Linked DNA regions of Homo sapiens: region 1 is linked to region 2. Evidence: chromatin loops called from intact Hi-C (ENCODE). Cell type or tissue: HCT116. All regions are shown on one strand. Each heading gives the region's core, and the rest is flanking DNA. Links, peaks and the distances in the headings are about the cores only.

What was found. Peaks named below come from ENCODE experiments on the same cell type or tissue, not always from the same donor. Only the 100,000 strongest peaks of a DNase experiment are listed, where the experiment ranks them.
Region 1: a loop joins it to region 2, with 3 times the contacts of the local background. A loop is called at or near these places in 2 of 110 quality-filtered maps.

The regions. Positions count from the first base shown.
Region 1 is chr3:119,986,450-120,002,741 of GRCh38, forward strand. It overlaps GSK3B (glycogen synthase kinase 3 beta), which reads right to left. Exons shown (of 11, transcript NM_001146156.2): 2 at 15,597-15,790. Among named protein-coding and RNA genes, the nearest start is that of MIR6529, 90 kb to the right of the region's middle. In HCT116, for the core only: no CTCF peak of the experiment used is centred there; a DNase peak (open chromatin) is centred at 7,493.
Region 2 is chr3:119,930,207-119,943,275 of GRCh38, forward strand. All of the region lies in intron 3 of GSK3B (glycogen synthase kinase 3 beta), which reads right to left. Among named protein-coding and RNA genes, the nearest start is that of MIR6529, 150 kb to the right of the region's middle. RefSeq lists an enhancer at 7,275-7,374. In HCT116, for the core only: no CTCF peak of the experiment used is centred there; no DNase peak of the experiment used is centred there.

The DNA of each region.
Region 1 (16,292 bases), core at 4,424-12,423, 61 kb after region 2:
ATATCCAGAATCTACAAATAACTCAAACAAATTTACAAAAAAAAAAACAACCCCCATCATAAAGTGGGCAACAGATATGAACAGAAACTTGTCAAAAGAAGACATCTATGCAGCCAACAGACACACGAAAAAATGCTCATCATCACTGGTCATCAGAGAAACACAAATCAAAACCACAATGAGATACCATCTCACGCCAGTTAGAATGGCGGTCGTTAAAAAGTCAGGAAACAACAGATGCTGGAGAGGATGTGGAGAAACTGGAATGCTTATACACTGTTGGTGGCAGTGTAAATTGGTTTAACCATTGTGGAAGACAGTATGGGGATTCCTCAAGGATCTAGAACTAGAATTACCATTTGACCCAGCAATCCCATTACTGGGTATATACCCAAAGGATTATAAATCATGCTACTATAAAGACACATGCACACGTTTGTTTATTGTGGCACTATTCACAAGACTTGGAACCAACGCAAATGTCCATCAATGATAGACTGGATTAAGAAAATGTGGCACATATACAGCATGGAATACTATGCAGCCATAAAAAAGGATGAGTTCCTGTCCTTTGCAGGGACACAGATGAAGCTAGAAACCATCCTTCTCAGCAAACTATCACAAGGACCTAAAACCAAAGACCGCATGTTCTCACTCACAGGTGGGAATTGAACAATGAGATCACTTGGACACAGGGCAGGGAACATCACACACTGGGGACTGTAAGGGGATGAGGGACTGCGGGGAGGGATAGCATTAGGAGAAATACCTAATGTAAATGATGAGTTGATGGGTGCAGCAAACCAACATGGCACATGTATACCTATGTATCAAACCTGTACGTTGTGCACATGTACCCTAGAACTTAAAGTATAATAATAAAAGTTAATGGTGTAACATGTATTTAAAGCTATTGAAAAAACAGTTTATATGCAAGGTGTGTAAGGAAAGTAAAATATACTTTTCGTAAAAGGATTATAAGGAGGCATAAGAATGTGGATTTTTACCTACATTAAAAAGTTAAAAAATTGTTTTGAAGGTTTAAGCAAGTTTTGAAACGTTAATTATAAAGGAAATTCTGTGTGTAAACATATTGGTAAAGTTAAAGGGGTATCATCCAGTTTTTCTGTAAATTGGGCATTAAAACAAAAGCACAATGGGTTTTTCTTAAAGCACTAACCTGTTCTTTAACAAAACTTATAAAGCATTAAAAAAAGTCTATAAAAATCTTACCTTATGGTCAGATATTAAAATTGGATAAATATGCCTACAAGGTCTTATTAAAATTGAGTTTAACATTAATAGCACACTAATAGAAAGGTGAAATTTAGCTTATCTGGTATAAAATCATACAAGAAGCATTGTCAAATATAAAACGGTATTTGGCTTTCTTTGGTCTATATTTGTATGTTACTCATATGTGTTCCAAAGTTATGGAAGACTCCTATAATTCTGATATATATTAGTGTACATTTTCAGTAATAATTACAATCGTTATGTTAAAATTATTGTGTGTCATCCTTGTCAATTGTGTCTTTATGGCTACCCTAAAACTTTTTGTCATCCATAAACAATTGTTGCCTTGTTTTGGTCCTCTTTAAAAGGTGGTTTTATAATCAGCTATAAAGCTCTAACAGGTGCTCTTAAATGCAGGTTTCTGATAACACTGGAGACTGTAACATCAGAATAGAGGAAAAACGTTCAGGACTTTTGAAGAGATAAAATGTTAATATTGAGCATGACAGGAATTAATTCCATGAACTAAACTAACAGGAGACCAATCTTTTTAATGTTTTAACATATTGCTAATCCTTTGTTTTGCTTTTCAAAGTCAAAGAAATTTTTCTTTTGAGCTATTAACAGCTTTTAACAATTTACTATACTACCATGAACAAAATTTGGAACATACTTGTTTCTCTCTACCTGATTTTCTCCATAATTTTGAAACTATCTGTGAGTATTCTTAAGTTACAGTACTTGCATAAGTGCACTAAAAATCTGTTTTCTTTTGTAACAGGACAGAATTGGAAAAACTGGTTATTTTTACAAAGGCTTTAACTGGAATAATATGCTTTCCTTTAAGGAACCATACTTACAAAGGCAAAAATGCCCTTGGAAAACTGGCCTCATATTTTGTGTACACAGTCCCTGTACAGGGTTTCTGGTCTATGGTAAGTAAAGAATGTCACTTTCTAGCAGACCAGGAATACCAAGTTATCTTGGGACCTCAAGAGGAAAGAAATTCACCAACTCATAGATATTTGATAGTACAAATCCAGGGCTGGGCTTGGCTAAAACGGTTTTCTCTCAGATTCCTTCTACAGAACAAAGTTCCATCAAAGCCAATTTAAAAGGCCTATGTAACAAATAATTATTCTTGCTGCACTGTATGCAAATAATTAAGCCAAGTATAATAAAGCAAACCATTCCTACCATGATTTGTCTTTTAATAAAAATGGGAAACTGGAAAAAGAAAATTATATTTAAAAAACCATAGCACACCTGTTGTTAAATTCTAGTGTTGCCTAACATTTTTCAGTTTTTATTATTTTCTACTGCTTAAATTAAATTCTAATTTTTCTGGCTACAAGTTTCCAAAATAAGTCGGGCTTTCTTAAAGCCCTATAAACTGAAAACTAGATGTTTCAGCAGACGCTGCCTCTAAGCTCCCCGACCATCACAGAAGGAAATCTCTTCACTGCTGGTGCTGACAACTAATAACTGAGGGTGCCCAGAATCCTTCACCCCCATGTCTAGTGAATCCACGGAACCCAGGGTAATTAAAATGGTACCTGTTACAGGAATCAACTCCTAAATACATCACACTCAAGTCAAAGCCTGGAAAGCTAAGGAAGCAACCCCTGACAGCCCCCAAAAGTCATAAATATCAATGTAAAGAAATAAGAAATCTTGCTAGGTGAAGTAGCTCACGCCTGTAATCCCAGCATTTTGGGAGGCTGAGGCACATGTATCACCTGAAGCCAGGAGTTCAAGACCACCCTGACCAACAAGGTGAAACCCCATCTCTACTTAAAAAATACAAAAATTAGCCGGGCGTACAGGCAGGCGCCTGTAGTCCCAAGCTACTCGGGGGCTGAGACAGGAGAACTGCTTGAACCTGGGAGTTGGAGGTTGCATTGAGCTGAGATTGCGCCACTGTACTCCAGTCTGGGTGACGGAGCAAGAGTCTGACTCCAAAAAAAAAAAAAAGGAAATAAAAAGCTAAGGAAATATCTAAACAACCAAACAGATTCTTGGTTTGGAAACAAAATCATAGCATGTGTCATCCCATTCCTGAGCCCCCTTCTAATAATATGCCTGGGACTAATGTTCTTACCCTGCCCAATTAACCTTTTTCAAAGATTTTTATCTGACAGGATCATGGCCATTTCACAGACAACTACCCAAAAACATCTACAGATGTCATTGCTCCTACAGTCAACCTGAGACCAGAAAACTCTCCATCCCCTAGTCAGCAGGAAGTAGCCAGAAGAACACGCCGTCCCTCCTCAAATTATAGGGTCTGGATTGACAGAGTAGGAGCATCGCCATCTTGGACAAGCCCCTCATTCTAAAATTCACCTTAATAAAAAACTGCCTAAATTCAAAGGGCATCAGCCTAATGGCTAAGGTCAGCATGACCATAAACCACAAATAACATCTCCAACCAGAAACATTCCAAACTCCTCCCTGACCAGAGACATGCTAGCCCCGAAATAAACCCCGCTCCAGTTGGAAAGATGCTAGCCCCGAGATAACACCCCTCCTGGCCGGAAAGATGTCTGCCCCAAGATAACCTCCCCTCCTCCCAGAGAGATTCTAACCCCACCATAAACTTCTCCACACACATAAACATTCCAATCTTGTGATAAGCCCCCTCACCCTAAAACCAATATATACTCTTAGTCTGTAAGAGAAAGCGCTCCTGATCAAAATCAGCCAGGAGCACCTCTCAGGTTTTGTCTAAAGTGAACTTGTCTTTAACTGCCAGCCACATTTCGTGTTTCTTTCCTCTTTCTTTAACTCTTACAATAGATATGCTCAAGCTTTCAAAATTATTAAGTAAGACCAAAATCTTCCTCTGGCACTGTCTCCAGAATATATTCAGAGAATACTCATATCCTTAAGGATCAAAAACAGACATCATCTTTCCTCATTCTCCAAAATGCTATAAAAGCAGGTATTAAAATGGTATTAAGCCAAGCGCGGTGGCCCACAATTGTAATCCCAGCACTTTGGGAGACTGAGGTGGGTGGATCACCTGAGGTCAGGAGTTCGAGACCAGCCTGACCAACATGGTGAAACCCCATCTCTACTAAAAATACAAAATTATCCAGGAGTAGTGGCGCATGCCTGCAAGCCCAGCTACTTGGGAAGCTGAGGCAGGAGAATTGCTTGAACCCAGGAGGCGGAGGTTGCAGTGAGACAAGATTGCACCATTGCACTCCAGCCTGGGCAACAAGAGTGAAATTCTGTCTCCAATAAATAAATAAATAAAATGGTATTAAAAGTAGACTATGCTCTCCATTCACAACCTAACAATAGTGATACCTCACATCCCTATCCCTCTATATCCCAATTACAGAACAAGTGAAACTAGGCAGGAGACTTGAAACCTATGACTCACTTCAAAGGAGAAATGAATAGTAAATGAAGCCAAGATCACTAATAAACATGCAACTTACTGATTTTCAAGTTGGAACAGTCAGCCTCAACAAACCATAAGGAGGTTTGGGATTGACTGATGTTCTCCCTGTTACAACAGTACAGGTCTCCTACATTAATTAGGTACCTACCCAATCTTTATCCCCACAACACAAATATTTCCTATCACAAGCACTTCCAAACTGCCCAAGTTAAGATAGTTTAAGTACTCTGTCACAGTATGATGGACAACAGTGGGAAAAAAATAAAATACCACTGAAATGAAGATTATACCAGAAATTCTTTTAAAAAGCCCAGTGTCTTAGGTACAGTTTATGTGACTCCTGGCACACAGGGATAATTATTCTTGGTTTTCTTTTTATCTTTGACCATTATCTCTCATCTTTACTATTCACCAAAAAAAAAAAAAAAAAAAAAGCCTCTCACTGCCATTAGGAGATTTCGCAGGTTGGTTTATTTAATTGAACAAGGAGAAGATCCTATTTCAACCTTCTGCTGGAAACACCTAATAATTTAAGGCAATCCCAAACAGCAGCTATGTAAATCACAGATTTTAAAACTACAGACTTTTAAGTTGTCAGAGAAATTCCTATTTTATGATAATCAAGAGAAACAAATAGGTCAATATATCAAATTTTATTTTTTGGCCACAACAAAGAATACTTAAATTCCACAAAGGAAGGGTGATACAAGGAAAAAAACCGAGCTTGGTATAAAGCAGTCCATCACTTTTTAACATGTAGAATAAAAAACAAGAAAAACTATACAATAGCAACAAAAACAATAAAATACTTAAGAATAAACTTAAGAAATTTCTAAAGCCTGACTAAGCCAAAACTTCTGAAAGACATAAAAGTAGATTTGAACAAATGGAAAAATATTTCTTATTCCTGGCTAAGATAATTCAAGCTCACAAATATATCAGTTCTTCCTATATTAATTTATAAATAAAATCCCAATTTAAAAGATCAACACTTTTTTTATAAAGTTAGATAAACTGATGCCAAAGTTCATATAGAAAAATAAACATGTAAAAATAGGTAGGAAAACACCAAAAAGAAAAGCTACAAGGGCATATTAACCCTATCAGACATTAAAACATACTATAAAGTCTCTATAATCAAAACGGTATAGTAGTGACACATGAATATGCAAACAGCTTAGTGGAATAAAATGGAAAGTCCAGAAATAGAGCCAAGTACATGTAGAAATTTAGCATATAATAACAGTAACATCTCAAATAACTGGAACAAAGATAGTCTTCTACTAAATTGTACCCAGACAAGTAGTTAATGATTTAGAAAAGATAAAATTAGATCAATAATTCATACCATAATAGGAATAAACTCCAAATGGATCAGGGATCTAAATGCAAAAACTGAACCCTGATAACTACTAGAGGAAAATATAGATGACTTCCTCTTTAACCTGAGGATAGCTGGAAAGCTTTATAACCATAACACAAAATCCAGATAAAAGAGCAATAAATTCAACTGCATAGAGGGAAGGAAGGACTCTTACATATCAGAAAAAAAAAACTACCATACACAAAGTAAAAATTACACATATCACACCTAATATAAATTCCATAATAAAGTACTCTTCAGGGTTGATTGGGAAAAATCAAAATCACATTTTTAAAATGGACCAAAAAAAGGACAATTCATACAGACTCACAAAAACAAATAAAATGGACCTTGAATACATGAAAAGATGTTAAAGTGTACTCAAAATAGGAAGATTGTAAATTAAAACTATAATGAGATACCATTTCTCACCTATGAGATTAGCAAAAATTTAAAAAGTAAGGCAACTTTTATAGCCAAAACTATGGACCAACAGGCACTCATACTTAACTAGAGAGAATGCAAATTGGTATAACCTTTATGGAGGGGCATTTAGCAGCTGTAAAAAGGATGAAAAAAAAAAAAATCTCTGAACTGATATGCAATGATTGCCAGGAAATATAGCTTAAAGAAAAAGCAAAGTACAAAAGAGTGTCTCCAATATGCTACCTCCTGTGTAAGGAAGAAAAAAAAAAAAAGAAAATGCACAAACGAGCAGGTATGTGTAAAACAAAACTGAGGAAAAGTAAGCCAGAACATAATGAGGTTGGCCATCTACAGGGAGTGAGTGGAAATAAAATAGAAAGAATCGAAAAGAAATGACACTAGATTTCTGACTTTTGGAACCATGTTAGTGTTTCACAGAATGAAAACATAAATAATTTTTTTAATCAAAAAGAAAGGGGGTGAAGTTCTAAGAAGCGATACATACAGAAACAGATGAACCTAACTACTTCAAATTAATAGTCTATGCTACAGGAAAAAATTAAAATTAAAAAAAAAGAAAAACCCAAATACTTTTTGAATATAATATAAAATCCATATGCCTTTCAAGCTAAAGATAAAAAACATAAACAGTGAACTCTTAGTAAGTCCAACTCTGCCCCCAGGGATATGAGTTAGCAGCTCTGAAACTAGCTTGTAAATTCTAGGATTGAGCAAATAAGTAAATATATTGTGGATAACAGCAGCTAGGTTTTCTCAGTTCAGAAAGAGGAGTTACAAATATAGAAATAAAGAAGGCTAGAGTGAACTCTGTGATGTTGCTCTGCAATTAAAAGTATTAATTTTTAATAGAAAGAAATACAGAAAAAAACGTGTGAATATGCTTGCACACATGTGCACACACATACACCTATTCTCTAGTTCTACTGGCTAAGGGGATCTAGATCCAGCTTGAAAGGGCTTTCGCTGACCAAATCTGAAGCAATTTTTTTTGAGACAGAGTCTTGCTCTGTCACCCAGGCTGGAGTGCAGTGATGCAATCTCAGCTCACTGCAAGCTCCACCTCCTGGGCCATTCTCTTGCCTCAGCCTCCCTTACAGGCACCCGCCACCATGCCCAGCTATTTTTTTCTATTTTTTAGTAGAGACGGGGTTTCACCATGTTAGCCAGGATGGTCTCAATCTCCTGACCTCGTGATCCGCCCGCCTCGGCCGCCCTAAGTGCTGGGATTACAGGTGTGAGCCACTGCACCTGGCCTGAAGCAATCTGAGTATCAAAATAAATGACCAAAGATTATAACCCATTTAATAAAATGAGAGTCAATGAGTCCATATGATATATACAATTAAATGAGAGTCAATGAGTCCGTATGATATATAAAATTAAATGAGAGAAGGGAAAAGCTTTCCTCATAATCCTTAGAGTAGAATCTAATTAATAAAGAAAAAAAGAATTAGAAAATCACCATTTGTAGCCATTATTATAATAATTGATTCTAACAAAAACTCATTAATGCATACTAAAACTAGTTGGTAAAAGCTGGATGAGAAAAAGGTTATTTATGTAGTCTAAAAGTATTTTCCTACATATTCCTTATAATTATGAAGAGAAAAACCGTAATTCTACAGTAAAGAAACCTAGCAAACACTACCCTAAGTGATAGAAGTGAATATCATCATTAACTAGACAGACATCATGGGTCTCCTGATATAATGCATTAAGAAGAAAAAAATCATTTCAATGACATTCTTTCCAAAAATGAATATGCTGAACCTAATTATGAAGAAACATTACACAAACCCAAATAGCTGTCCTATACTGTTCAAAAACATGAATGTCATGAAAGACAATAAGTGAGGAACTCTTCCTGGTATAGAAGACTAGAGATATCACAACTAAACACATGACCCAGGATTTTCTTGTGCCACAATGGACATTTTTGGAACAACTGGAGATATTTCAATAAAGCCTGCATATTAGATAATAGTATTGTATAATTGTTAATTTCTTGATTTTTTTATAATTATTATGTGGTTACATAAGCGAATGTCTTTTGAGTTTGGGAAACAGACACTGAATAATTTAGGGATAAAAGAGCCTCATACTTAAAAGTTGCACTCAAACATTTCAGGAAATAATATGTGTAGCCTGGCACACACGTCTATAATCCCAGTACTTTAGAAGGCCAAGGCAGGAGGATCACTTAAGCCCAGGAGTTTGAGACCAGCCTGGGCAAAACAGGGAGACACTGTCTCTACAAAAAAAAAAAAAAAAATTAAAAACTAGCCAGGTGTGGTGGCGCACACCTATGGTTATCTACTTGGGAGGCTGAGGTAGGAGAATCGCTAAAGCCTAGGAGTTGAAGGCTGCAGTAGCCGTGACTTTACCACCGCTCTCCAGCCTGGGTTATACGGCAAGATCTCACCTGAAAAAAATAAAAATAATATATATAGAGAGGAAGAAACTGCAAAAGTGAGTGTGATAAATATTAATATTTGGAAATCTGGATAAAAGGTTTAAGGAAGTTCTTTACAGTAATGGCAATGTTAAGCCTGAAACAATAATTATTTTTTTTTTTTGAGACGGAGTCTCACTCTGTCACCAGGCTGGAGTGCAGTGGCGCGATCTCAGCTCACTGCAACCTCCGCTTCCCGGGTTCAAGTGATTCTCCTGCCTCAGTCACCGTGCCCAGCTAATTTCTGTATTTTTTAGTAGAGACAGGGTTTCACCATATTGGTCAGGATCTCCTCACATCGTGATCCACCCGCCTCGGCCTCCCAAAGTGCTGGGATTACAGGCATGAGCCACCGCACCCGGCCTAAGCCTGAAATAATTTTTTTTTTTTTTTTTTGAGACAGAGTCTCACTCTGTCCCCCAGGCTAGAGTGCAGTGGCGCAATCTTGGCTCACAGCAACCTCTGCCTCCCAGGTTCAAGTAATTCTCCTGCCTCAGCCTTCCAAATAGCTGGGACTACAGGCACGTGCCACCACACTTTGCTAATATTTGTATTTTTAGTAGAGACGGGATTTTGCCATGTTGGCCAGGCTGGTCTCAAACTCCTGACCTCAAGTGATCCTCCTGCCTCAGCCTCCTGAAGTGCTGGGATTACAAGCGTGAGCCACCACTCCTGGCCTAAGCCTGAAATTATATCAAAATAAAAAGTAGCAAAAATCAAATGATTTATGTATATGAAACTAATTTTTAAACTACAAAATGCTATGTGTGCACATTATTACTTTCAAACCGCTCATTAGACAAAACTCTGTATTTATTAAATTAATTGGTGAAATACCCACACAATCCTAGCATAGGCTAAGTTGCAAGTTTCAAGTGTTTGTTATTCTTAAACCACTGTCTGTACATCTTCTCCATCAAAACATGAAAAAAGGACAAAAATCATAATAAAACATTAGATCTACTATTTTGTTACCTAAGCAATAGATCCCCACTTTCTCTGTCAATAAGTACATATAAAAACCATAGTATCTAATACACAATTTCTTGCAAGCCAAGGCTTTGGGTGCTCTCTTGCTTTATTATTTTATTTTCCTGACTCACATCCTTTTATTTTCAGCCAGGTTACTTGTTCCTCTCTGTAATACATGAAAAGTATTCAAATTCCCAGTGAGGACAATCAGAAGTATTACTGTGTTTTACCCTATGCTACCCAATATAAATAGTTTTATTTAGTGTTTTTTTTTTTAATAAAAAAAGAAAGGGTCTCACTGTTTATTAATAGTTTTATTTAAATGTTTGTTTTCAGAGTTCTACAGTTCATTTACATAGGGACATATTTTCAATCTTTAATCAAAGTATTTGACATATTCTTTCTTTAGAACCTTCTTAAAAAGGAATAGTGATGAAAGATACAATGATTAGAAGAAAGGTAGAACAGCTGGTTCCTTGAAAAGAGATGATAACTAAAGCAAAGCTATATAGCAAGTCTGACTGAGAAAAACAAAAAATAAAAGAAAGCACTAATACATAAAATACCTCCAAAAAAAATCACAATGTTAAAACACCTGGAGCAAACAGGATTATTAGAAAGCAAAACCGACTGAATATTATCATGTTTATATATTACATTTAGATCATAGGGAAAAAAACCATAAACCCTATATGAAAATCAGTGTCTAATCATAATAAAAACTGTTCATCTAACAACAGAAAACAAAACAACAAAAACACTCTAGTTCACCAGTAACATTTTAAACTCAGGTTTCTAGGTAAGCTAGAAAATTATAATGAACATGTAATAATATTTAGAAAAGCAACATAGTAAAGTACCCTACTAAAGGGCCTCAGCACATTAAATGCATCTAGAAGATGCCCAAGTTCAAAACCAACGGAGGAGGCAGTGTTCAAATGCCTAAAACAAGACATATTTACATGGAGGAAGACTTGCATTTACATGGAAGATGTATTTACATGGAGGAAGACTTGCATTTACATGGAAGATGTATTTACATGGAGGAAGACTCCCATTCCCAAGAGCAACAGAAAAATTACTACACATATCTAGATTAAAAAAGTAAGAAAAGTTTAAAACGTACATAACTATAAAGTTTTATATCAAAAATGGATTAAATGCTGAGAATTATCACATTTCTGGATGGGAAGGCTGAATATTGTAAATCTGCACATTCTGCCCAACTAATCTGCAAATTTTACACAATTTTAATCAAATCTAAAGTTTGTTTTTGTTTTGTTGGGGTTGCAGGAGAAACATCACAGGCTGATGATATTTGATACACAGATTTTTTTAAGAGAAAAAACAAGGAACACTCAAAATATGCTGTTAGTTCTCATCATCAGAGAAGTGTTACATAAGCCAAAATGGACAAATCAGCGGAAAAGAAAAGGAAACCCAGAAGAAAATCCAATGTATATATGGTAACATAATACATGGTTTTTAAAATGGCATTTGCCCACCAGTGGGAAAAGGATAAACTTTATAAAAATGGTTTCTGAGACAATGACCTACTACTTGGGGAAAGGTTAAGTTATATTACTACTTTACACTACATCCCAAAATATAACCCCAGAAAAATTAAAGAAATATGTGAAAATAAAATTCCTAGAGAAAACGACATTATTTATAAGCAAGATAGAACAGGCCCTTTCTCAGCATTATACCAAAGCCCAAATCAACAATATCTGAAAAGCAAAAGATATCACAAGCAAAGTCAACACAAACTGAAATTATTTTTTCTCACTTTGAGATGATGACAGATGGTTCATATTATTGTGGAGGCAGCTTCTAGGATGGCCCTAAATGATACCTGCCTCCTGGTATTCACACCCTTGTTTAATCAACTCACCAATATTAGGTTAGAAAAACAACTGTGGTTTCTGTCTTGGGCTTACTGTTTTTCCAGTGGCTCCCTTGCCATGTAGGAAGCTAACTGGTAAGACCTCAGAAAGCCCAGTGAACAGGCCCATGTGGCAAGGGACCAAAGTCTGCCAACAATCACATAGTACACTTGGGGACAGATATTTCCTCCTTCAGACAAACCTTCAGATGAGACTGCAGCTCCAGCTGATGCCTGGATTCAGTCTGGTGAGAGGCCCTGGGCCAGAGGTTCCTAGCTAAGCCATGCCTGAATTTCCAACGCACAGAAGCACTGAGATAATAAAATCTTTGTTGCTCTACAAGATTACATTTTAAATGGGTTTTAACAAATGAGTAAGGAAGACACACACTCTAAAAGGGGTAAAAAGGGTCACAACATGTAAAATGGTGTTGTAAATTAAAATAATTTTTCAGGGCCAGGCATGATGATTCAGACCATAATCCCACCACTTTAGGAAGCCAAGAGGGAGAACCAGTTTAGGCCAGGAGCTCAAGACCAACCTGGGCCATGTAGTGAGATGCGTCTCTACAAAAAATTTAAAACAGAAAAGAAAGTAACAAAATATAAAAATAATTTTTCACCTACAGAACTGAAAAACATAAAAATACTCCTAATATCTAAAGGCTACACAGGAAATGGGCATTACTCATATTCAAATAACGTACATTTAAATGGATAAAATCTAACTGGAAGACAGCCTATATCAAGGTTTAAAGTGCTCTCCTATATCAAGGTTTAAAGTTTAAACCCTAGAATTCTACTTTTATAAACTGTATTCTGATAAAGCACATATATACAATGTTTGGCAGGGAAAAAAATTTTAATAGCTATCAATTGAACAATGGCTAATTAGGGTATATCCACACAATAAAATATAATGCAACCATTAGAGAATGAAATAAAACCAATCTCTCTTGAGAAGGAGAAAGAGGGTGTGGTTTAAATATTTTGATAGAAAGAGGTTATGACACTGTGAGAATCTGATACTATGATATAGAAAGAGGATGAATACTGTGAGAGAAAGAGAGAAGGGGTAGAGGGGCTTGATACAGCGAGGATAAAATGTGGTAAGGCACTGGAGAGTCTGTCTAGATTCGAATCCTTGCTCATCCATCCACTTGCCAACTGTGTGACCCTGACAAGTTAATTTAAAATTTCTTTGTACTTAGGTTTCCTTATCCAAATAATAACAATATCAATCACACAGTACTAATGGTAAGAATTATGTAAAACTGCTCATGTCAAAAAATACATATAGTAAGTATCTGCTATCATCATTAACTACCAATCCCAAAAAATGGAATGTGTGGGTATTTAGGAGACAAATATTTAAAAAATGGAGACCCTGTCATAAAAAATATGGAATTTCCTAGGTTATGGACAATATGGGCTCGAGGAATTTAGAATAGCAAGATCTCCATAGCTGACTTGAATCATCTGGGAAGTTTCATACAGGAAGAATTTGACCTGAGTTTTCATAAATGCACAGAATTTAGACAGCAGGAGAATGGGAGTGATAGAAGAGCTGAATAAAAGCAGAGTGGTCATAGAGAAGAACATATTTCAAGGAGAGTAACATAAAAAGTTTGGAAAGTTAAGTATCTGGAGAAAATGGAAGACTATGGAAGTTTCTGCGTACACAAGTAAACTAGGCAGGTTTTACTTTCTAGACTATGAAGAACCATAGAAGATTTATGGGCAAGAGAAACAACATGACCAATGAGAACTCTGGGATTATTCTAGTCTTAGTACACAGAAGAGATTAGAAAGGAGAAGACTAAGGTACACGTTTATAAGTGGTTAAGCCAAATAATGACAGGTTCTGACTAGAATAGTAGTGAAGAGAAAGAAAAAGAAGAGACACAGCCACAAGGCAGTATGAGGAAAAAAGAAAATCAAGTTAAACAATGACTGGATATTAGGGATGAGCAAATGGAACAGTCTGAATAACAGTGAATTATAAAACCATTAAAAAGAAAAGGCAAATCCAAAGTTCTGGGAACTAGCAGGAGAGATTTCCATTGAGTCTTAAAAGTTAAGTCATAGTTAGATAAGATGGCTTGACAATTTGAGATAACAGTACAATATTCAGATATCAAGATCCAGTGGGCATTTGACAACATGAGACTAGTACTTGGGGGAGAGGTGAGAACTGAAAACAAAAACAACTGAATTTTTAAAAATTCTTTAGAATGTTCCAGATATTTACAGCAGATGGACACTAGAATGTGGTATAACTAGTGTTATACCAGAACAGTGATCACTTCTTCTTGTTATATCCCTTCATGTTTACCATAGATCTTGGTACATTGGAGGCTCCCACTAAAATGTTGCAGAGGTTGGAAGAGTAGTAAAGGGAGCAACGCTGCATAGTGACAGAGGCTTAATTACACCCGGTGTCTTCTGACTCTCTCTGCTATACCACAACATAGAGATGACATCTGAGCTTCCATGCATAGGCTCCCCTAATGAGGTACAGAAAATGAAAATACATGACGAGAACTGAATTTTGGGATTGCTAGTGTCTAAAGGCAGAAGGACAAGAAAAAAAAGGGAAGATAGCAAAAAAAAAAAAAAAAAGTTACGAGAAAAATGGATAGTGTTGTAATATGGTTTGGATGTTTATCCCTTTCCAAACCTCATGTTGAAATGTAATCTCCTTTTTTTTTTTTTTTTTTTTTTTTGAGACAGAGTCTCACTCTGTCCCCCAAGCTGGAGTGCAGTGGCGCGATCTCGGCTCACTACAAGCTCTGCCTCCCGGGTTCACGCCATTCTCCTACTTCAGCCTCCCAAGTAGCTGGGACTACAAGCGCCCGCCACCATACCCGGCTAATTTTTTGTATTTTTAGTAGAGACGGGGTAGAGCCTGGTGGGAGGTATTGGATCAAGGGGGTCAACCACTCATGAATGGGGTTAGCACCATCCCCTTGTTGATGAGTGAGTTCCCACTCAGTTAGTTCACAGGAGATCTGGTTATTTAAGAGAGTCTGGGGACGGGCATGGTGGCTCACGCCTGTAATCCCAGCACTTTGGGAGGCTGAGACAGGCGACTTGCCTGAGCTCAGGAGATTGAGACTAGCTTGGACAACATGGCAAAACCCCGTTTCTACAAAATAGTAATAACAATAATAATAATAATAAAGTCTGGATCTCCCCCTTCATGCTCTCGCTCAGCTCTTGCCATGTGATGCACCTACTCGCCCTTCACCTTCTGCCCATGATTAGAAGTTTCCTGAGACAATTACTAGAAGCAGATGTCTGCACCACACTTCCTGTACAGTTTGCAGAATTGTGAGCCAATTAAACCTCTTTTCTTTATAAATTACTCAATATCAGGTATTCCTTTATAGAGATGCAAAAACAGACTAACACAAGTTGCAACATGGATTAAAAAAATTTTTTGAAAAAAGGAAGCATAGTCAAATACATAAAATGCTTATATGCTACAGGCAGTGTTCCTCTGGTCTACATCAACACAGTACAACGGTGAGGACAGGTCACTTTTTATAGTATAAATTAAGAAATTTTAACTTACCTTTCACAGGATTAAAAAATACATATATTACATATGTCATTTGTAATGACTACAAAAGTAATACTGCAATCTTCAGTGAATGTTATCTCTACAAAATACATGACTAGAAATAAAATCACTACAATGGTTGAGCTGAACAAAAATGCGCACAATAGAAGAAATTTGAAGCAAAAAGAAGCAACTAAAAAAATAATCATTTATGGTATATGTATTACGACAGCAACAAAATATATGAAATACTGGACATTTTACCTTAAATCTCTTGTCCTGCAATACTTTCTTGATGGCGACCAGTTCTCCTGAATCACAAAGTTTGGCTTGATATACCACACCAAATGATCCATTTCCAATCACTTTAGTGTCTGTATAGCTGACTTCTTGTGGCCTGTCTGGACCCTGCCCAGGAGTTGCCACCACTGTTGTCACCTTGCTGCCGTCCTTGTCTCCTAAAGGAAGAAAGGAAATTTTTTTTTCACGAGAACTGTAAGGAATTAAATAGAGAAAACTGCCAAAATATACAAGGTAAACTATATTCTTTATTTTTTATTTTATTTTTTTTTTTGAGATGGAGTCTCACTCTTGTCACCCAGGCTGTTGTGCAGTCACACAATCTCGGCTCACTGCAACCTCCGTCTGCCGGGTTCAATCAATTCTCCTGCCTCAGCCTCCCGAGTAGCTAGGATTACAGGCACCTGCCACCACGTCTGGCTAATTTTTGTATTTCTAGCAGAGACGCGGTTTCACCATGTTGGCCAGGCTGGTCTTGAACTCCTGACCTCAGGTGATCCGCCCTCCTTGGCCTCCAAAGTGCTGGGATTACAGGCATCAGCCACCACGCCTGGTCAAAGTAAACTATATTCTTTACTACAAATTATTTTTAGTTTATTACATGTAATTACTTCAATTACTTGTTTCAATTATAAGTCATTTTTTAAACTCCCATGTATT
Region 2 (13,069 bases), core at 68-8,067:
AGATTTCTAGTTACAGGACTATAAACTGTCCTTCCCTTGTCTCAATATTTTTATAAATGATTTCATTTATTACAGGTTGCAAATGCCATCAACAGCTAAGCAACATATGTAAAAGTGTGAAGCCAAATTGTGTAACGCAATAAGGGGCAACAGTTGGTAAATCACACAGTACAAAACTTAACTAACTACAAGCATTCTAGTTTAAAAAAAAAAATGTGCTTGTCAAATAAAACACATCATGGGATAGATTTGGCTGTCAATTTATAACCTCTGATTTCAACACAGCCACCTAAGATTGACACAGACCTAGAAGAATGGCTTAAAATGAAACATTGAATAAAAATTTAAAGAACTTGGGCTGGTATGATAGACCAAACCTGCAATATGAAATTTAACAAAGGCCCTATGACTAAAATCAAAGTGTCAATGTATTATTGAGAATGAGAGAACAGAGGAACTCCAGATCAAACTTGACAGTAATACATCTGGAAATTAAAGAAGTGTAATTGAACAGAACTCAAAAAGAAAAAACACTGAGATGCAACCAATAAAAAACATCATGCAACATTAGGCTACAAAAGTATTGTGTTCAAATCAATGAAGATAATTCCACTCTACTTTGTATAGCTCATGCTGCATTGCAAGTAGTGATATCCCTTTATTGGCCACATATTTTATTCATAATATTAACACAGCAGAATACATCAAAGGAAGGCTAATGAAAGCATGTCTGCTATAGGCTGAACAATCTAATTTACTACACTATGAGAAATATGAAGGCACCAAAAAATGCTCTTGTTAAATTTACAAATGTTCTAATGTAAAATAAATAGCCACAGGGAATAACCCCGAGGGGACAGTGCCCATCCCTAGGAAACACCATATGTAGGGAAAACAGTAGTATTTTTGCAGTTCCAAAGTACGGTTTTGTTTGAAGCTTCTTGCACAACATAATTAAGAAGGCTAAAGATGCTAATATTTTGAGAAGACCAGGATTCAGCATTTCTAGCACTCGTAATTTTCTGAAACATCTCAGGTTTGCTATTTCCTTAATGTAATCTATCTCCTTTGGATTCTCAGACACAATGCTAGAATACTCACAAATTGTAAACTTTAAAAACTAAATAGGCCGGGCACAGTGGCTCACGCCAGCAGTCCCAGCACCTTGGGAGGCCGAAGTGGGTGGATCTCTTGAGCCCGGAAGTTTAACACCAGCCTGGGCAACATGGCGAAACCCTGTCTCTACCAAAAATACAAAAGTTAGCCAGGCGTGGTGGCATGCACCTGTAGTCCCAGCTACTCAGGAGGCTGAGGCATGAGAATCGCTTCAACCCAGGAGGCGGAGGTTGCAGTAGTCAAGACTGTGCCACTGCACTCCAGCCTAGGTGACAGAGCAAGACTGTCTCAAAAAAACAAAACAAAACAAAAAGAAATAAAAAAATAAAATAAAAATTTAAAAAACCTAAATAGAACACACAGTATCATTTGGGAGGCAGGAGCTGAAAACGCTGAGTCTGCTAACCTCAAATAACTGATACTAGGTTTCCAAAAAACTGGCAAAAGAGTCAATGCCAGAAGTCCTTTGAAAGGAATCTGCTATTATACAAAGTGGATCTACTTAGAAACTTCCAAAAAAATTACATAATGTATAATTTAGGGAGTATTTCTCTCTATGACTCAGTTTTCCTAGTTATTAATTTTATTAATAAACTATTCTCTAATCACTGATAACCATTTTTCTATGAACTCCACATTAAAACCACACACTGAGTAAGAAATTTAAGTGATAAAATTTTGATCACATGTAACAACAACTCAACAACAGCTGAGATAACTCCATCCTACCTTTGGAAAACACATTAGTATGATGTGTTATCTCCAGATAACTTCTGAGGTCAAGGAAATAAAATGACTTGAGGTTACATTTTTAATAGAATCATGATATAATTTTAAAAATCTGATGTAATGCAATACAACATATTAGAGATCCCCGCAATAAGACATCAAATGCAGCATCACAGTAACCCAGGATTCTCATCAGAATTGGACTGGGCATTCCAACTGGCAAAAATCTCCAAAATAGCTATCTTTTCTCTGATGGGTACGCCAGGCTGGCTAGAGATGAGAATATAGTACTAATAGTAAAGAGTGTGTGGATTAGGTAAGAGAATACCTTTTTGCTTGAGAGGCTGTGGGAAGGAAATGGGAAAGGGTAGGCACCTAGCATACAACGATTAAGGCAAATTTCATCCCTATCTCACACCTTAAAACAAAATAAACACCAAAATTACCAAAGGGTTTTTTTTTTTTTTTAGAAAAATAATAAATGTGCCAGAAGAAAACATGGGTATTTCTGCAAATCTTGGAAGACAAAAGAGCTAAGCCATGGAGAAAAATAATGCCAATTTGATTACACAGAACTGTAAAACATCTATACTACCTTAAGAAAAAAAACTCACACAAACCCAGTAAAAAAAAACCATGACAATTTGGCAAATAAACAAATAAATAAACTTCTGCTACACATGATAAAAGCCTGATTTGTTTTTCTTTAAAACACAAATAGTACTTGGAAGTCAACAAGAAAAAACCAGTATTCAAACAGAAAACATGGAAATATAGGCTGGGTACGGTGGCTCACGCTTGTAATCCCAGCACTTTGGGAGGCTGAGGCTGAGTTCAGGTGTTTGAGACCAGCTTGGCCAACATGATGAAACCCTGCCTCTACTGAAAATACAAAAATTAGCTGGATTTGGTGGCAGACACCTGTAATCTTAGCTACCCTGGAGGCTGAGGCAGGAGAATTGCTTGAACCCCGGAGGTGGAGGTTGCAGTGATCGAAATCATGCCGTTGCCCACCCCAACCCCTGCAAAACAAACAAACAAAAACAAGAAAGGAAATATGGAAATACGCATTAACAGATGGTCATAAAAATGGCCAACAAAACTGTAGAAAAATGCTCAGCCTCACTCATAATTAAAGAAATGTAATAAAGATAGCAATAAGCCACAATTTTTCATCTATCAAACTAGAAAAGAAAATTCAGTCTGAGAAAACTAAGTATTGAAATAGATCACCATCCAATATGAACTACAACAATTCTTGTGAAAGTCCAAACTCATGCAATCTATTGGGCAGGCAATGGGTTATTAATTCAGAAGTGAAGACATAGAGCCCCCCCAAATAGACTCAGCAATGACACTTTAGGGATTACATCTATGAAAACAATTCTGTGTGTGTACACGCTCGTGCATGCATAAAATTTGTGAAGAGCAAGAAATTAAAAACACATCTGCATGCCATTATCTTATAATGCCAGAAAACAAAAACATGCTTTAAAATAAAACAAAAAGCCCACATGATAGTATGTTAAAGAAGCACAGGAGCCGCCAAGCGCGGTGGCTCACGCCTGTAATCCCAGCACTTTGGGAGGCCGAGGTGGGTGGATCACCTGAGGTCAGGAGTTCGAGCCAAGCCTGGCCAACATGGTGAAACCCCGTCTCTTGTGAAAATAAAAAAATTAGCCAGGCATGGTGGCAGACGCCTGTAATCCCAGCTATTTGGGAGGCCAAGGCAGGAGAATCACTTGAGCCTGGGAGGCAGAGGTTGCAGTGAGCAGAGATCAAGCCACTGCACTCCAGCCTGATAGGCAGAGCGAGACTCCTTCTTAAAAATAATAACCATAATAATAAATAAAACAAAAAAACAAACAAGAAGCACAGGAGGTAGTTGACAGAACTCCCAGTGGCCAAACCTGGGACAATGTGGCCAATAAAATAAATATCCACAAATCCACACTGATAGAAATAAATGACTAAATAGATTAATACATGGGGGAAAAGAGACATGTCTCTTACGCAAAATAAATTGAAATAATTTGTGTAGCTACTCCACCATTAAGGAAAAGAAGTATAGGGGCATAATTCCCACCTTAGGTGTAGTCTCTGCATAGTGACTTCCTTCCAAGGAATAAAGTATGGAAAGAGTGGGGAAAAGAGTAATTTTACAGTCAAGAAAACTAAACACTACATCAGTCAGGTGTTGAAAGTCAGTTAACAGCACTCATAAAGCATGTCGACAGTATATGTCCTTGATATGATGTGATGAAAATGACACTTTACCTCTCTGTTGTCTTCTTGCCAAAAACGTGTAACCCCAGTTTTATCATTAAAAAAGCAGACAAACTCCAATAGTGAGGCATCCTACAAAACATCTGACCAGTACTCCAAAAAACTGTCGAGATCATCAAAACCAAGGAAAGTCTAAGAAACTGCCATGCAGGTAAGTAAGATAAGACCACTAACATCTCATTATGTTGTAATGAGGGATCCTCAATGTGGTATTCTTTCTTATACTTTGTAAATGTAATGTGGTATCTCAAATGGGATCATAAACAAAAGACCTTAGACAAAAACCAAGGACATCTGAATAAACTATAATAATTAACTAACTGTAACAAATGTACCATATTAATATCTTAACAATAGGGGAAACTTTGCAGGGTCTGTCCATATAGACATAAAAGCCCTATTACTGTATTGTTGGTAAAAAGGGAACATGTTCCAAAATACATATGTTATTACTAATTTACATATAATATATGTGCTCATACATGCATATAAGAAATTTATATCTGTTAAGAGTGGGATTAGGGAATTTAGGGATTAGGGTAAAAAATATTTCATTTTAATTTACTCCATTCTGTATTACTTCAATTTTTTATATAGTATGCATGTAATAACATTTTAGTTTTGCTGAAATATTAAAATAACATAAAAACAGATGACAACTGATATTCAAAAGAAACTCCTAGATTATTTTTGAGCAGATGATAATTACCACCTCATTTGCTGTCAGTAACATTTATACTTTATGAGGAGGTCCTGATAATTCAAACTCAAGAGCTTTATTATTACTTATATATTCACTTCCTAGGTCATACTCCATTGAAAATGTTAGCATTTCATCAGTCAAGTTTCATCCAGATAATCAATAAACCACTTTAATAAGACATCAACATAAAACTTTAAGGAAGATAGACCAAGCGAACTTAGATAGGTAATCACTTTATTTCACTGAATAAAATTCACTTCTATCAGTAATTTTCATAATATAGTAAGATAAAGAGAGAGGAAAAGAGGGGAGAATTGCATATTGTCAACCTGATCAAGGTACCATTTCTGTAATTTGGGGTTTTCATCTAATTGAAAAAGAACAACGACAACAAAATTATTTTTATACTAGGAGGCTGACCTTGACCTAATCATATATGAACCCACTTTTACTTTCCTAGCCTCATCTCCACTACAATCCCCACTACCCCAACTTTATATACCAGCAATTTCAAACTACTTGTATCTCCTCTACACACACTGTGCTATTAAACATCACCAAGTCTTTAAAATACTCTGTACTCCTTGGCATACATCAGTTCTACACTGTTTATCTAAATAGTTCCTATTAATTGGTATTAAAACCAATTCTTCACAGACTCTTTCAAAAAACAGAAGCAGAGGGAATACTTCTCAATGTCATTCTATGAAGCCAGTATTACCCAATACTAAAACCAAAGACATGACAAGGAAAACAAAAACAAAATAAAACTACTGATCGATATCCCTTATGAATATAGATGCAAAAACTCTTAACAAAGTACTGTTTAGCAACATATAAAAATGATTACACACTATGACCCAAGTGAGATTAATCTCAGAAATGTAAGGTAGGTTTAACATTCAAAAATCAACTTATATAAAACACCATTTTAATAAAAACAAAAACCACATAATCAATAGAGAAAAAGCACTTGCCAAAATCCAACACCCTTTCATAAAAATGCTTCAACAAGCTGGAAATAGAAGAGAACTTCCTCAACTGATAACACTATATCTATGAAAAACCCAAGACTAACATCACACTTGAAGATGAAAGACTGAATGCTTTGCCACTAAAATCAGGAGCAAGAACAAGAATGTCTGCATTTATCTCTTCTAGTAAGCATTTATCTGCATTTATCTCTTCTGTACTAGAGACTCTAGCCAGAACGGTGTCCAGAAGAAAAAAATAAAAGGCTTCAGGTTATATATATAAATAACATAAATATATATAAAAATATAAATATATATAAAAAATATATATATATATATATTTTTTTTTTGAGACAAAGTCTCGCTCTGTCACCCAGGCTGGAGTGCAGTGGTAGGATCTCAGCTCACTTCAACCTCTGCCTCCCAGGTTCAAGTGATTCTCCTGCCTCGGCCTCCTGAGTAGCTGGGATTACAGGCGCACACCACCATACCTGGCTAATTTTTGTATTTTTTAGTAGAGATGGGGTTTTGCCATGTTGGCCAGGCTGGTCTCGAACTCCTGACCTCAGGTGATCCACCTGCCTTGGCCTCCCAAAGTGCTGGGATTACAGGTGTGAGCCAATGCACCTAGCCTTGGGTATCGTATGTTGATTAAAAAAATCAAGTCATCAAGGAGCTATAACAATTATATACACAAATGCACCAATCAACACAGCCCCCAATACATGAAACAAAGACTAACAGAATAGAAGGGAGAAATGGGCAGCTGTACAATAGTTGGAGACTTCAATATACCACTCTCAATAATGAACAGAACATCAAGACAGATCAATAAGGAAACAGATAACTTGAACAACACTAAAAACCAACTGGACCCAACATACATATACAGAATACAGCCACCCCCAAATAGCAGAGAACACATTATTTTGCACCTGAGCATAGGTCTATGCAGGATAGACCATATATTAGGCCACAAAACAATGTTAATAAATTTTAAAAGACTGAAATCATATGAAATATCTTTTCTGACCACAATGAAATGAAACTAAAAATTAGTAATGAAGGGAAACCAGAAAATTCACAAATGTGTGGAAATTGAACAATTCACTGTAGACAACCAATGGTTTAAAGAAGATAACAGACAACACACTTGCTATAGTTTGGACTGTTTGTCCCCCTAAACCTCATGGTAAAACTTGATCCTCAGTGTTGGAGATGGGGTCTAATGGAAGGTATTTGGACCACAGAGGTGGATCCCTCATGAATGGAATTGTGCCTTCCTCTTGGTAATGAATGTGTTCTCATTCTATGAGTTCCCTCCCACTACAACTGGTTGGTAAAAAGAGCCTGACACCTCTCTGCTATCTGGCCACGTAACCACTGCATATGTTGGCTCCCCTTCACCTTCCACCACAAGTGGAGGCAGCCTGAGACTTTCACTTTCTAGCTAGCAGAATTGTGAGCCACATAAACCTCTTTCCTTTACAAATTACTTGGCCTCAGGTATTCCTTTATAGCAGCACTAAACTGACTAAGATAATACTCTTAAACAAGAAAAATTTTTACATAGTTAAGACATAATACCAAGACTTACGGGATGCAGCAAAGACAGTGCTCAGAAGGAAATTTACAGCTGTAAATGCTTACATTAAGAAAGAAGATCTCAAATCATTAATCTAACTCTACAACCGGAGAACTACAAAGAAGAAACTGAACCCAAAGCTAACAGAAGGAAGGAAATAAGAAATATATGAATAGAGATGAATAAAACAGAGAACAGAAAAAAAACAGAATCAACAAAACTAAAAGTTTTTTTTCTTTTCAATCAACAAAACTGACAAACCCTTAAAAGAGTTTAGATGTAGGGATAGACTGACAAATAAAAAGAAAAAGAATTAAAATCAGAAATGAAAGTGGGGCCATTACTACTAACCTCACAGAGACAAAAAGGATGAAAACAGCATACTACAAATAATCGTATGTTAACATATTAGACAACCTGGATGAAATGGGCAAATTCCTACAAATACACAGATTATCAAACTGACTCAAAATGAAACAGACGATCTTAACAAACATACACACAAGTAGAGATTTAATTAGTAATAAAGAAAAAAACCTCCCAACAAAGTAAAGTCCAGGACCTGATGATTTCAGTGGTAACTTCTGCCAGTTTACTAAAGAAGAAATTAACAATAATCTTTCTAAGACTCTTCTAAAAAAAATAGAAAAGGAAGGAGCACTTCTTACCTCATTCTACAAGGCAAGCATTACCCTATACCAAAGCCAGATAAACACATCACAAAAAAGAAAAATTACCAACCAATATCCCTTATAAATATAAACGCAAAAATCCTCATGAAAATACTAGAATATGAAATCTAATAGCATATTAAAAGGATTATACCCCATGACCAAGATTGGGGTATAATCCTTTATCTCAGGAATACAACAGTGGTTCAACATAAGAAAATCAATGTAATATATCATGTTAATAAAATGATGGAAAAAACCCCACACGATCATTTCAATTATCACCAAAAGGGCATCTGATAAACTCCAATTCCATTTCGTGATAAAACGGAAAATGTTTTAAAAATAACAGTGATAGCTGCATTATATCATATACGTAATTAATGCTCTTGAATTCTATACAATTATATATTGATATTCAGCAATGAATATCCCAAAAGTAAAATTAAGAAAATAATTCCTTTACAATAACACAATCTATAGAAATAGTTATTGTAATACCTATAATAAATCTTAATATACTTCAAAAAACAAAAGTTAATATCTGGGCTGAGCCTATTTTAGCTCTCAGTTTTCTACGACTATCTAGAAGGCTTTCAATAAATCTACATAGCCAACTTCACATTGTCTCAGGCACTGGGCTAAGCATTAAAGAAACAAAATTAATAAAATCTCACCATGCTGCTGAGAATTACACAACCTAGTAAAAAGATCTAGTTAAAAAAAAAATAATTAAAATACAAGAAAAATGTCATGAAAGAGGTATGTGCAAGATATTCCAAGGAGAGAGAAGCTTTTGGGGCTAAAAGGGGGGCTGGGGGGAGAGAAAATAGTGAGATATCAGATGGAGCTACTTTTGAGCAGAGACAATACAATGAAAAAGAACTCAACAAAAATAGAGCAGGGGTGGAGGGTAGGAAAGAAGCATTCCAGAAGGTATTTGCATTAACAGGGATAATACAACATATTCTGACAATTGCACATACTTTGGGCAAGGCTAGAACATAGATAGCCTGTGAGAAAGGAGAGATGAGTCAAGTAAGGTCACGATATAGATGTTCAAAGACCTTGTATGTCATGCTAAGAAATCTGGAATTTACCTTTTAGGTAACTGAAGAAGTGATACAATCAGAAGGATTGCCTGCTGCCATGTTATATTAGGGATGGTCACAACTCCCATCTCCAACATCTCCAATGCTAATTGATCATATAAAGCTTTTGGTAAACCCAGACAATAAATTCTTAAGACAATGACCCATATTGTCTCTTCTAATTGTTTAGAATAATCTATGATTTATCCCTGTTTTAAAATACTGTTTAGGCTAGGGGTGGGGAGGAAGTAAAGGTATGTACTAGAAGAAGAGAAATCACCAAGAGTTTAGATAAGAAATAATGTGGGCCTGAACTAAGGCAGCATTATCAGTGAAATAGAAAGAACAGATTCAAATAAGTCAACAAAAAGGTCTAGCATAACATCCAGGTTTCTTATTTTAATAATTGATATATAGCAAGGATAAGGGGAGTCGTAAATTCTAACATGCTAAATGTTGACGGCTCAGGCTTCCAGGTAGAGATTTCTGGTTGGTACTAAAATTTGAGGCTCTAGAGTTCATCAGGGAGACCTCAACTGAAGATAAACATTAGAGAGTCACTGAAGTCACAAGGATTGAGAATATGGCCCAGGATAAGTATGAAAGTAAAGAAAAATGGAGAATAAAACCCTAGGGAACACCAAGAACTAATGGTTAGAGGTAATGAAAGAAAAACTAATACATGATACTATAAACATTTTACTTACATGGCCACAATTTTCACAGTAACAAAAGTGTGTGTGTGTGTTTGTGTGTGTGTGTGTGTGTGTGTATACACATGGTGTATATAACACAAGTATATATATAAAAATATATATAAAACACAAGTATATATATTATACATACATATATTACCCTCATTTTAGCGATAAGGAGAAAAATTAAGCAATTTGCTTGAGGACACATAGCCAGTCCTCATGGCCAGACACATGAACAGCAGAGTCACCATTCATACTCAAATTGATTCTTTATACTATACTGCTTCAAAATTAAGAAGGAACTGTTCTTGGCCTTTTCTTTCTTTCTTTCATCCCTTAATATAACCATATGCACACATACCTGCTCTCGAAAAAGTTAAAACTGAATTAGAAATGAGTACATATACATACATACATACAAGTTTTAGAAACCTCTGATAAAAGTTCTTTATTAAAAGAAAAACATATACTGAAATTAAGAGTGGTGGTATTAGGGAAGGTTAATGGAATCCAGAGCTAGACTGTGGGGGCTCAAATCTCATCAAAACATTTCTAATAAATATTTATAAATATTTACATAGCTTGCTATAATTATATCTCCTTGGCTCTTGGGTGAATGGCTTGATGGTTCTGTTTTATCTTTTGGGGGTCAGAGATTTCTTTGAAAACCTAATAAAACACCCAAGCTAGCTCCCTCGAAAAAATGCACAATCTTTATTTTAGAAGAGTCACATACTTCCTGCAAACTAGAAATTTAAAATACTGGTTTAAATCACTCTATGGGCAGGTCACGTCACTTAACTTCTCTCCATCTCCTCTTCATAGAACCGTTGTGAAGATTAAATGAGTAAATATAAGTAATGTGTTTAGATTAATGCCTGGCATATAGTATCTCATACCTTTTAGCTATTATTATCAATACCACTACTTCTAGTACTGCAACTATTACTACTAATTTTTTTTTTTTTTTTTTGAGATGGAGCTTCGCTCTTGTTGCCCAAGCTGGAGTGCAATGGCTCGATCTCGGCTCACTGCAACCTCTGCCTCCTGGGTTCAAGCGATTCTCCTGCCTCAGCCTCCTGAGTAGCTGGGATTACAGGCACTTGCCATCACACCTGGCTAATTTTTTTTATTTTTAGTAGAAATGGGGTTTCACCATGTTAGCCAGGCTGGTCTCAAATTCCTGACCCCAGGAGATTCACCCGCCTCGGCCTCTCAAAAGTGCTGGGATTACAGGCGTAAACCACCTTGACTGGCGTAATACTACTATTAATATTATAATCTCCCCTTGTTTGATAATTTACTAAGATATTTTTTAATGTTCTATTTCTAGCACACTGCTTCTGGAGGAATGTACGTCCTATGCTAAACACTATAGCATACTATACAGACTCTGGAGTCAGACTACTTGGAGCTGACGCCCAACATTGCCATTTAGTAGTTGTATGGTAACTTACTTAACGGCTGTTGTATCAGTTTCTTCTATAAAATAGTGCTTCTATAAAACTCATTCTTTAATTGGTTGCTATGAGGTTTAAGTGAGTTATAAAATATGTAAACAGCTCAGGACAATGTTTGACATATAAAAAGCGCAATATATATTTGCTATTAATAAACACAATAATAGGTAAAATAGTAAATTAATGTTTATTAAGTGTTAATTTATATGCCAGGTACTATAATGAGCACGTGATAACCTTATTACATTTGTTCCTTACAAAACCCCTACTGTGCAGATGGCGGGGAGGAGGCTTATAAAAGTAAATATCTTGCCCAGAGTCATACTACTATCAAGTGGCAGAAATGGAATGCAAACTCAAATATTTCTAGCTACAAAGCCAGTGCTCTTTACTTTTCAGAATGAATCCTTGGCATATATGTCACCCCTACCCTTTCCTCTCCAGAGCTAGTGGTAGACCAGCAAAATTAAGCACAGCATTCTGCTCCCTGATCCCAGATGCAGTGGTACAATCCTCCCCTTCTGGATACAGGCCCCCATTACTATCAATAGAACAAAGGTGGCATGAGAAATAAAATCAACTGTCATCTTTGTTATTTGAACAGTCTCTCACAAAGTAGAAGGCAGAGGTTTTTCGCTTTATTATTAAAGTAATCTATGAACCACAAGGAAAAAAACTTTTAAATGAAAAGTTACTTAGAGAAGTTTTTCTTACAGAAAACTATTAATTGATTGAAATAAAATTTAAGGATCTTGTGAAGACATAACACAGTTTTTATTTTTATTTTTTATTTTTTGAGACGGAGTTTCACTGTTGTTGCCCAGGCTGGAGTACAATGGGGCAATCTCGGCTCACTGCAACCTCCTCCTCCTGGGTTCAAGCGATTCTCCTGCCTCAGCCTCTCGAGTAGCTGGGATTACAGGCACCCACCACCACACCCAGATAATTTTTTGTATTTTTAGTAGAGATGGGGTTTCACTACGTTGGCCAAGCTGGTCTCGATTCAACCGCCACGGCCTCCCAAAATGCTGGGATTACAGGCGTGAGCCACCACACCCAGCTCATAACATGGTTTTTATCATATGATCTTCAGAGTCCTAGAGTTCTTTGGGGTAAGCTATAACTCAGAAAAGGCAAAATCATCTGATCCCACACCTTAGCTTCAACTAGGGCAACTCTGCTTTTCATATGTTCTATCAGAGGTCTTCAGAAAATTTCATTGGGGATGTAGAAAGTTTCTACTGCCAAATATTAAAAAAAGAGAAAGACTATTCTGTAAGATACTTGCAACTCACAAAACTATAAGCCCAGGGTTTCAAAACACTCAAATATCTCATTTTTCTCTAATGGGAAGGTAAGAGAGGAGGTACTACTTACTCTAAACTAAATCATAGTTAGTTACTACTGGGTAACATAGAGTATACGAATTGACTACATGATGCTCTAGTTACTACAGCAAACATTAATAATTCCAACCAGAAAACTAAGGCTAATTAGTACACATCTCTAATCTCTGTCCTAACTTAATTCCTCTTTCTTCTAGTTACATTGGCTACCCCTTTCCCCTGTTACAGGATAAAAGCTGATTATCCACTATCCCTAAAGAAAGTCTTTAAAATGCAAAAGGCAGAATACAATAAAAAGAAGGTTACCAAAATAGACATATCATTCAGTCAAACTGTGGTCAATGAAATGTAAAACATGCCTGTTATTACAGAAATCCTACTTTAATTCTCCCAGAGCTGCAAAAGTACTT